Regions from separate parts of the Mus musculus genome. Here region 2 is linked to region 1. Evidence: chromatin loops called from intact Hi-C (ENCODE). Cell type or tissue: heart. All regions are shown on one strand. Each heading gives the region's core, and the rest is flanking DNA. Links, peaks and the distances in the headings are about the cores only.

Region 1 (5,377 bases), core at 315-5,314:
GTATATGTGTGTCTGTGTGTGTATGTATGTATGTATGTATGTACTTATGTCTGTTTATGTGATTGTATGTGTATGTTTGTGTGATTGTATGTGTCTGTGAGTGTATGTCTATATGTGTGTGTGTATTTTTGCTTCTTACAATAGTCCTGCAAAATAGGGTTTATAAATTCTTATTGTACAACTAAGGGAAGGAGACAGCTCAGTGAACAAATTTTAACTATTTTCAGGAGGAGAACATATTTTTTTCATAGTTCGTAAGAGCATACAGCTGATAAAAAATAAGAGCCAGAAAGTTACTCTTTTCTCTGTCCTAATGAGAGGAAGCAGCTGTCCATGCTGGTAGTAAAGTTTTGCCTCTGTATACCTGAGACTTAGAAAAATTAGGACAGCCAGCATTGCTTTAGGAAAATTGTCTTCTTTTAATTAAAGTTTTCAAATGACTCAAAACAAAAGAAAGTAGTCACAGATAAGTAAGTTAAAGCTATGCTATCAAATGTCTAAATGAGAAGACATCTTGCCTACTTTAATGCTAAAGGAGCCATTTTGTTAGTAGAAAAGGCCAGGATGAACCCAGTTTTTATTCTCAGCCTTCTAGGCAGTAGCAACAAAGTATTTTTGTGACCACAGCCTGATTCCACCTTGTTGTAAAGCTTCATCTTATGTTAGTAGTATATGAATGTAAATGAAAACAAAAACATGTTTAACACGTGCTTCCATCTCTGTTTCATTGATGACTTTGAACCACTACATAATTTGACTTATCTTTTGACTTTTAAAGTACCACTCAGCCGGGCGTGGTGGCCCACGCCTTTAATCCCAGCACTAGGGAGGCAGAGGCAGGCAGATTTCTGAGTTTGAGGCCAGCCTGGTCTACAAAGTAAGTTCCAGGACAGCCAGGGCTAAACAGAGAAACCCTGTCTCGAAAAACCAACCAACCAACCAACGAAACAAATGAAGTACCACTCTATTAAAAGTGAAAAATACAGAAAATCAAAATAGCTGGAAGTTCTAAATCCTAGGAGACTTAAGAGTTGTAATATATCAAATGTCTACTTATCCCACCTATATATATATATATATATATATATATATATATATATGTGTGTGTGTGTGTGTGTGTGTGTATTTTTTTTTTTTTTACAAATATTGTTGTTGGAAATTCCTAAGCACCCACTATCCAGGCCTCAGCTAGGCCAGCATCATAGACTTTTCTCTAAGTCTCCTAAGATCTAAAAAAATATTTCAGAATTAGTTGCTGTCATTTTACAAGGAGTTGAAAATGTTTGTCTTTTAAAAGACACTGTTTTCACACACTGGTGCCATTTACATGCTATGAACTAGAGGCCTATTTGAATTTGGAAAAGTAATAATAGTTATGAAAGCTTCTTAATGTGTATTGAAGATGTGCCAAAAGATATGCTGGCCCTGGGAAGTATGACTGAAGTTCTGCACCAGGATCCTGTCACTCTGATTCTCTACTGATACCCTGGAGTGACTAGACTGGAGTATATATAAGATGTATAATCACTGCCTAGATGAGCAGTCACTGGAGAACCCAAGAACCCAGCTCTCCTTCAGGTAAATGTAGTCTCAGACAACAACACTACTGGGAAAAAGGAAAATGGCTAGGATTTGCTAGGAACACAAAGTAGCAAATTATCTTAGTACCGTATAGGACACAAGTAAAGTACATAATTGTCTTTGACTGCAAGGGATTGCTAATAATTCCTATTCTTTTCCTGTTAACTAGAGTCAGGCTCCTCCCAAGTAGTAGAGAGGAATATAAGCCCAAACAAATATAGCTCACCATGAAGACGTACATGAAACAAACAGAAAGAAGGAAAGAAAGGGGAAATAAAGACAGACTAGACATTCATCCCAGCAGATGCAAGAAATGCAACAATATCAAAATGAGCCATTCTGACATCTCAACAATACATTAACATTAAAAACCACTTACAACACATCAATATGAAAGCCCATAGATAATGGCATAGCTGAAATGCTAGAAAAGATTTCTGGGTCTTCTACAAAGGCTCAAGGGCCAAGTAGAGAACTTAAGAAAAGCAATTTGGGACCTAGGAAAGAAACTTAATAAAGTCCAAAAAGGTCAACAGTTGGGGAAAAAGCTCATGCAAGAACTGAGTGAGCAGATCTTTGCTCCCTCCTCCTCTTTTCTCCTAGGAGGCTGCTGGCCACCAGCATGACAGTACAAAGGAAGCAGAGGCCAAGAGCAGGGTTCAGAAGGCAGTGAATATGGTAAAATGACCTCCAGAGACCATAGCAAAGTTTAGTTTATTATTTCAGGGATAGCCAACCGCAGTTGGCATGTACCAGATTAAGTAGGAAGAATTGCAGACCCTAACTGGGATGACTGCCTTACAAAGACAGAGATCTTCAGGGTGAACTGCAACAGCACCTACCTGCAGATGGAGACTGAAAATCTCAAAGGCCAAGGTACAATCCTGGAGGCTGCATGAGCAGCGTGGGGAGATGGCCATTAAGAATCTAGCTGCATATGTATCAAAAGATGGCCTAGTAGGCCATCACTGGAAAGAGAGGCCCACTGGACAGGCAAACTTTATATGCCCCAGTACAGGGGAATGCCAGGGCCAAAAAGTGGGAATGGGTGGGTAGGGGAGTGGGGGGGGGAGGGGCATGGGAGACTTTTGGGATAGCATTGGAAATGTAATTGAGGAAAATACGTAATAAAAAAAAATAAGGAAAAAAAAAAAGAAAGAAAGTTAGAAGAAACAATTTACCGTGAAGAAAATAAAAAGAAAACTATTAATCTCTCATTTAAAAAAAAAAAAAAAAAAAAGAATGCCAAGCTGGGTAAGCTAGAGGCTGCCCTCTAATGGGCCCAGAAGTGTATAGCCAGGCAGCTTCAAGAGTACCAGGAAATGTTGAACAGTAAGCCGGGCGGGCCCTTGACATCAAGATCACCACTTAACAACAAGCTGCTGAAGTCCGAAGAGAGCAGCCTAGAGTCTGAGAGGCAGAACTTGAGTATCCATATGAAGATCACCAGCAGCTACTCAGGAGTACTGAACTCAGCTTATGGAGCACTCACTAGTCCTGGTTTTAGCTATAGAATGAGCTCCTTCCAGCCAAGCTCCAGCTCTGTCAGGGGCTACAGCATGTTTTTTCACACCAAGGCTGTGGTCATGAATAAGATTGAAACTCATGTTTGGAAGCTGGTGTCTGAGTCTTCTGATATCCCTCCCAAATGAATGGCCACTTAAGTTCCTGCCAGTCTGTGTACCTACAGCTACTCAGGGATTACAGGGGGGGCAGCTGTATCGCAGAGTACAGGGAACAAGAGACCCACCTGATCAAGGATCAACACTAACCCTCAGGCCAACCTTGGGAAGAATGTCCTATCTGGGATAGTCCTCCCTTGCCTTCCACTAAAACCCAACTCAGTTGTATTTTCCAAAAAAGGCTTCAGCTGGTTCTTAAAAAAATCCTATCCAGCTATAACCCTGTGCTTTACAACCACAACCTCCCAGCAAAATACTGATGATAATGGCACAAACGTTAGGGGAGTAACCAAACACTTTTCAGTTGGATTTACGGCCTGCTCCATGAGCTAGAACCCATATCAGAAATCTGAGACTAGATAGGTCATGAGCCTACGGGAAATGACTTCTGCTACCATACAGCTGTACCCATCAAACAGAGCATGAATCATCCTCATCAGAGAAACAACTTCTTGAGGTATATGACAACACAGAGACACACAACTGGAAAATGTACAGAACGTGTGCAATTGTAGAGTGCTCAGGGAGAGTGTCTCAACTCTAAGGAAAAAATGGTGCCTTTTGTTCATATGTAGTAATCTTTCCTGATAATGTTAAGTTTTCATAGAGCATTAACTCTTTTAACTTTCTGTTTTTAAATTACTTTTTAAAGTGAGCACACAAGTAATGGATTTCTGCCATTCATGGAAATAGGCCAATTCACTTTGTTCTTACATTTTTCTCATCCCTGTCTTTCATGTTTGTGTTCTTTTCTTATCCTCCAGATACCACTCTTCTGGTTTTACATTGCTATGTGTTCCATTGCCATTTCTCCCATATTCTCTTAACATCATCTTTACCTTCAAGGTTCCCTGTGAACTTATCAACACACACATACACACACACCCCAGATAGAAATAAATTTAAATCTAGATTCTTCATAAGAAAGAAAATATGTAATATGTGTCTTTGGGGGTCTGAGCTCCTTTGCTTAATACAATAATGTCCAGTTTCATCCATTCTTTGGCAAATGACATTATTTTATTTATAATGAATAAATTTCTTTTTATGTTTGCCTCAGTTTCTTGGTGTTTGTTTGTTTGTTTGTTTGTTTGTTTGTTTGTTTGTTTTTCAAGACAGGGTTTCTCTGTGTAGCCCTGGCTGTCCTGGAACCCACTCTGTAGACCAGGCTGGCCTCAAACTCAGAAATCCGCCTGCCTTTGCCTCCCAAGTACTGGGATTAAAGGCGTGTGCCACCACTGCCCTTTGCCTCATTTTCTTTGTTCACTGGTAGATATATACTGTGGTTCCATTTCCTTGCTATTTTGAATACCTACAGAAATAAACATGGATGTGCAAATATCCCTGTTGTATGTTGACTTAGTCCTTCAGAGATGCACCAGGAAATGGTATACACAGATTATATCATAGTTCTGTTTCTATTTTTGTAAGGAGCCTTTATACTGAGTTCTATAGTGTCTGTACTAGTGCACAATTCTACCAGTAGTGTCCTGCTTTTCCCACATCCTTCTAACATTTGTTGCTATTTGCTTGCTTGATAATAGCCATTCTAACTAGAGCAGGAATCTCAGACTGGTTTTAATTTGCATTTTCCGGATAGCTCAGAATATTGAACAATTTTTCAAGTATTTATTGAGCATTTGTATTTTTTCTGAGGGTAGTCTATTCATTTCACTAACTCATTTAATAATGACTTTGGGCTTAAAAAAAAACTTGGTTTGATATCTGTTTGCTCTATTTTTCATTTTTTTTAGTTCTTTAAGTATTCTGGATATTTTCACCCGATGTATAGTTCTCAAATAACTTTTCTCATTTTTGTAGGCTGTTTTTTTCTTTCTTCTAATAGTTTCTGTTAATAAGACATGATGCTAGCAAGCCCAGCCCATCTTAATGCAGGACTTGCCACTTTTCAGAGAAATTATCTGATCAGCCCTCATTTTTCTTAGTTGGTTTTGAGATATTAAAAATTTCATAGTTCATATTTTAAGTCTATCCTCTACAACAGTCTTGACTATTTCTCAACTTGCTTTGTTCTTAGTTGGGTAAGAAAATGCTCTTCTAGTGTCCCTGACTTTGGGTCATTCTATATTTTCTCAGTTAGAGCCCTTTACTTC
Region 2 (5,377 bases), core at 325-5,324, 150 kb before region 1:
TAGGTTTCCAGTCTAATATAGCCGACAGCTTCTTTATTCCTCTGTTTTTTGTTTTTCTCTTTGCCTCCTTTATTACTGGGCATGCATATTTTACTTAGATTTGCTTTTTTTTTTTTTTTTTAATAAAAACATTTGTCACTAGGCAATGGTGGCGCATGCTTTTAATCCCAACACTTGGGAGGCAGAAGCAGGCGGATTTCTGAGTTCAAGGCCAGCCTGGTCTACAGAGTGAGTTCCAGGACAGCCAGCACTACACAGAGAAACCCTGTCTCTAAAAACCAAACCAAACCAAACCAAACCAAACCAAACCAAACCACACCACACCACACCACACCAAACCAAACCAAAAAAACCCCAAAACCCCAAACATTTGTCACACTTTTTTCTTTACATAGACACATATATGTGCACCCTCTATTTACAGTTCTCTCTCCTTCCTTCTTCCCTTCCTTCCTTCCTTTTCTTTCTTAAACCCAGGATATCTCTTCAGTTACTTTTAATTTAGACTAGCTCCTGGACTTTCCCCTCCCTCCCTCTCTCCCTCCCTCCTTCTCTCTCTCTTCCTTCCATTCTTTATTACTTTCCTTCTTTCTTAAGACAGGGTCTTACTATTTAGCTCCAGTTAACCTATATATAGCCAGGTTGGCTTTGAACTCAAGGTGAACCACCTGCCAAGTAGCTGGTACCATAAAGGGTTGTGGCACTATGCCCAACAAGTCTTGAAAAAAACTTCTGTTTTTTGTTTTGTTTTGTTTTTGAAACAATGTTTATCTTTGCACCCCTGGCTGTCTTGAAACTCCGTCTGTAGACTAGGCTAGGCTGGCCTTGAACTCAAGAGATCCCCCTGCTTCTGCATCCCTAATGCTAGGATGCAAAGCATACTACCAACCCCCCACTCCCCACGCCCGCCCCAGGGTGTGTGTGTGTGTGTGCACAGACGCAGCACTTTTGACATTGACTTATATTTCGGTTATACAGAGATGAGGAAAGCTCTTTTCTTTTCTTTTCTTTTCTTTTCTTTTCTTTCTTTCTTTCTTTCTTTCTTTCTTTTTCTTTTCTTTCTTTCTTTCTTTCTTTCTTTTTTTTTTTTTGTTTTTTGTTTTGTTTTTTGTTTTTTTTGAGACAGGGTTTCTCTGTATAGCCCTGGCTGTCCTGGAACTCACTCTGTAGACCAGGCTGGCCTCAGAAATCCGCCTGCCTCTGCCTCCCAAGTGCTGGGATTAAAGGTGTGCACCACCACGCCCGGCTGGAAAGCTATTTTCTTATGTTATGTTTTAAGCACACCTTCCCAGACTACACTTTTACTCATTAGTCTCATTATTCTCTTTTGTTTCCAAGGCAGTCTTGCTTTTATTTTCACCCCATTAATATGTATGCAAAGTGTGTGGTGTGTGTGTGTGTGTGTGTGTGTGTGTGTGTGTGTGTGCAATGTCTAGGGCCCATAAAAGAGATCATGAAGTCTTTGTCTCTCTCAGACTGCAACTGGGGATATACTTCTATCTCACTCCCCTCTCCTTCATTTCTTTTGAGACAGGGTTTCTCACATATATCCCTGCCTTTCAGCAACTCACACTGATCTACACTTGTAAATCAAATTGGCCTTGTATTTAGAGATCTGCCTTCCTTGTCCCCCAAGTGCTAGGATTAAAGGTGTGTGCCAGTACGTTGGCCTTGATAATCTCTGCTTAGCAAGGATAATAAGAGTACTTATTCATTGAACTATTTCAATTATTTAATAATAGATGTGCAATCTTTGTAGTTCACAAAACGCCCTAAAATTTAAGATATGTAACTATAGTTTTAGTATATTCAATTGCTTTGGAGTATGGTTGCCAATCTCTATAATATCCACATTGAAAAATTACCAGTTGACTATATATAAGTTAAGTAAGTTTAGAATTGTATTTTTCCAAACCCTAAGCTGTGTTTTATTATTATTATTATTTTTTTATTATTATATCTAAGTACACTGTAGCTGTCTTCAGATGCACTAGAAGAGGGCGTCAGATCTCATTACGGATGGTTGTGAGCTACCATGTGGTTGCTGGGATTTGAACTCAGGACCTTCAGAAGAGCAGTCGATGCTCTTTACCACTGAGCCATCTCTCTAGCCCCCAAGCGGTGTTTTTCCAGTCAAAGAAATATGGTGGTTAGATCTCATTATCTTTCAGTTAATTAACCATATCCCATCTGTCTTTACAGTGCTCCCCCTAAAAAAAAAAAAAAGAAATAAATTAAAAAAAACACATTTAAGTACATTTAAATAGTTATGTTGAGCTTTTTTTTTTTAAAGAGGTGATCAGTTTTTGAGACAGCATATCATGTAGCCCAGTCTAACTTCAGGTCTATGATGTGTTGAGAATGATCTTGAATTTCTAGTCCTCTGATCTCTGTTCCAAGTCCTGGGTTATAAGTATGCACCACATTCATTAGAAATCCTTGTTTTCTAACAACACGTAAAATGATGGTCCTGTGTGCTCACTTTTGTATATGCCTGGTCAGTAACTAGAAGAAATGCAACAAAAAAACCCAGATAGGAACTGTGGGACAGTAAAACCTGTTTAGCCTTTGCAAAACGCTTAGTGTTTAGGCACCTATCTGGAAGTAAGAGTTTGAGATCTGTGTGATTCCTCTGCGGTCTTGGAAGTCAGATTTACACAGACGTGTAGGAAGGTAACTCAATTCAGGATCCCTAATCAAGATTTCTCTAGTCTTTAAGTATTAGACCTTTTTGCTCAAGGGCAGGCTTGGTTGCTAGGAATTTGGGAACACTGCTCACTTGGGATCTCCGACTGAAGTAGGCTCAGAGGTGCAGCCCACTGGTTGGTGTACCGGCACAGGACAATGTCATCGTGAGTCTGGCCTTCCTGACCACCTCCACTCGAGGTAAAAATCAGCCAGCCGTTCTTGCACCGAGGGTTGCCATAGACTCGCACCGAGTCCCTGCAGGCGTGTTCGTGTACTATTTTATTTCAGGTCCAGCCCCTGTGGGAACCTAGTGAGTGATCCGACAAAGATCTGTTGCGCACCTGCTCCTTCTGCTTCGTCAGTGTTTTTCCTCCTTTGAGAAAGAAGAGGCGAGCTTGTCCCCAAGGCAAAAGGAAATACAGCACGGCAAGCGTAGACTAGGCAAGAGGCGGAAGTCTCGGCTTCAAGTCGGGCACCTTTAAGCAGTTTAGAGACCCACGTGACCCAGAGAGCGCCCGGCCCAGCGGTCACGTGGGGGCGCGTGCGCCACACGCAGGCAGAGGCAGCCCGCACAGCCTGCGCGCCCGCGCCGCCTCCCGCCCACCTCCGAGCCGGGAGGGAGGGGAGCGCGGCGGAGGGATTCCGTGGTGGCGCCCCGTGCGCGTGCGCAGCGAACAGCTGTCACCCAGTGCGGAACAAGTCTTCCAAAGATTCCCAAAACCCTCAGGGGAGGCCGCACTTTTCATCCCTTTCATTCGGGTGGCGTCTGGACCTCCGCCAGCGGCGCAGGTAACCTCTTCTTGGTCGGGACGGAGCGGGAAGGGTGGCGGCCTCGGTCCGGTCTTCGCAGGGCAGCACGGGCCTGGGCGCTCCGCGGTGCAAAGCAGTCAGCTGGGAGGGAGGAGGCGGCCCTGACAGTCCATTCTGGCCCTCGGGATTCGGGAGCTCGCTCGCCTGCCTCCCGGGAGCCGATCGGAGGTGCTGTTGCTCCGGACTGCCACGCCTGTGTGGTCTGGGGCGCCGACCGACCCCTCTGCGGCCGACTCCAGGAAGGCCGGGCCTGTGCGTCCTCCGAGCCTCCCTTGGGTCGGGATGTCCGGATCCGCGAGGTAGCAGGTAGCCCGACCCTCACTCGGGTTCGTTCTTGGCCCTAGCAGATGATCTTTCCCTTTTTCTTTCCTCCGTCTTGAGGCCATTTCTTTGTGCGGTTCCTGGGGGGAGCCATGATGCGGGGTAGACAGTGGGCGCTTAATAGATGCGACTTCGTTGCGGCATGTGAACTGCCAGGGAGAGAGGGCGTGTTGTGCGATGGGAATGCCAAGAAGGCAGGCGGTCTAGCTCGGGCTGGAAGTTGGTGTTCTCTGCTCAGCAGTGAAAGCAGCTGGACTCAGTTCTGAGGATTTTCTTGGGGACCCAGAAGGCAGCCGCCGGTGTGGCTGAGCCCGCAAGCTCGCACGTAGTCAGTCAGGTGCTCTGAGAGAAGACTTGGAAGACTTGACCAACTTTTTTTTTTTTTTTTTTTTTTAAATCTTGGACTCAGTACGGTCACTCACACTTGGTGATTTACCTAGTACTGCTTAGAAAGCTTACGTTAGAAATGAAGCAATTCGGAACCCGGGAGACGCTTTTGATAGGCTCGGTAAGCTTAGGTTAGCACCAATCTTTGCTGTATTTCACCCACTTGAGTTTTGCGTTTAAAAAGGGCGGAAGGGAGTGGAGCCTAACTCTTTCTATGGGAAAAGTTATTAGTATTCTAATTTAAAAGTGTGATGGTTAAAACTTTTGGTATTTTTGGTTGTTTTTTGAGTCAGGGTCTTATATGTAGTCCTGCCCAACTTAGAACTCTGTATGGTAGCTAACCTGGTGCTCCAGGAAATCCACCTGCCTCTGCATCACCAGTGCAGGGATTCCTGCTGGTCATATTTCTGCACTGCTACTGGTTATTTGTTCTCTAAAATTTACGGTCCGTTCCCACCGCCTGGAATATATAGCTCAAGTGGTAGGGCCAATGCTTAGTATCTGAACACCTTAAGTTCGGTCTCTAAGATTGAAAAAGAAAAAAAAAGAAAAAGGAAAAAAAAGTTCGTTTTTAAAATTTAAAAATTTTTTTTTACTATTGAGCATGTTCACTAATGTTTTCTTAAAGCTTGCTGGCCTGGTAACCTATCATGCTTTGTTTTGGAATGCACTGCCTAGTTAAGTAGTTTTAGGACCTCCTTCCCATTTTATTTTATTTTATTTATTCATTTATTTATTTATTTATTTATTTATTTGGTTTTTCGAGACAGGGTTTCTACCTTCCCATTTTAGTGTTTAGAGTTTACACATAATGTTTACAGTTCTCCACGAAATTGGTAATACAATAAAATTCAACGCTAAGGCTTGCTTTATGGTACTAAAAAACTTACTTAATTCCTCCCTCCCCCACCCCACTCTCTTTCCTTTCCTTTTGTCTTGAGACTGTCTCTTGTAGCCCACATAGATTGGTGAATTGGTGATCTTTGTCTCTACTTCTTGAGTGTTGGAATTACTTTGTTTGACTCAGACCTGGGGACTGAATTCAAGGCTTTGGCGCATGGTAGGCAAACTCTATACCAAGCTACATTTCCAGTCCTACATTCTGTAGCAAGGATTCTTACTGCTATACCCTTGATACCCGTTATTATTTACTAGATATTAAATGATAAAA

Evidence for each region. Peaks named below come from ENCODE experiments on the same cell type or tissue, not always from the same donor. Only the 100,000 strongest peaks of a DNase experiment are listed, where the experiment ranks them.
Region 2: a loop joins it to region 1, with 2.3 times the contacts of the local background. A loop is called at or near these places in 1 of 42 quality-filtered maps.

What each region holds. Positions count from the first base shown.
Region 1 is chr4:74,393,874-74,399,250 of GRCm38, forward strand. All of the region lies in intron 20 of Kdm4c (lysine (K)-specific demethylase 4C), which reads left to right. Among named protein-coding and RNA genes, the nearest start is that of Kdm4c, 140 kb to the left of the region's middle. In heart, for the core only: a CTCF peak has its summit at 2,861 (motif pointing left); no DNase peak of the experiment used is centred there.
Region 2 is chr4:74,248,610-74,253,986 of GRCm38, forward strand. Kdm4c (lysine (K)-specific demethylase 4C) reads left to right here and starts at 3,270. Exons shown (of 22, transcript NM_144787.2): 1 at 3,270-3,477. In heart, for the core only: a CTCF peak has its summit at 3,267; a DNase peak (open chromatin) is centred at 3,212; H3K4me3 peaks cover 2,281 bases; H3K27ac peaks cover 1,726 bases.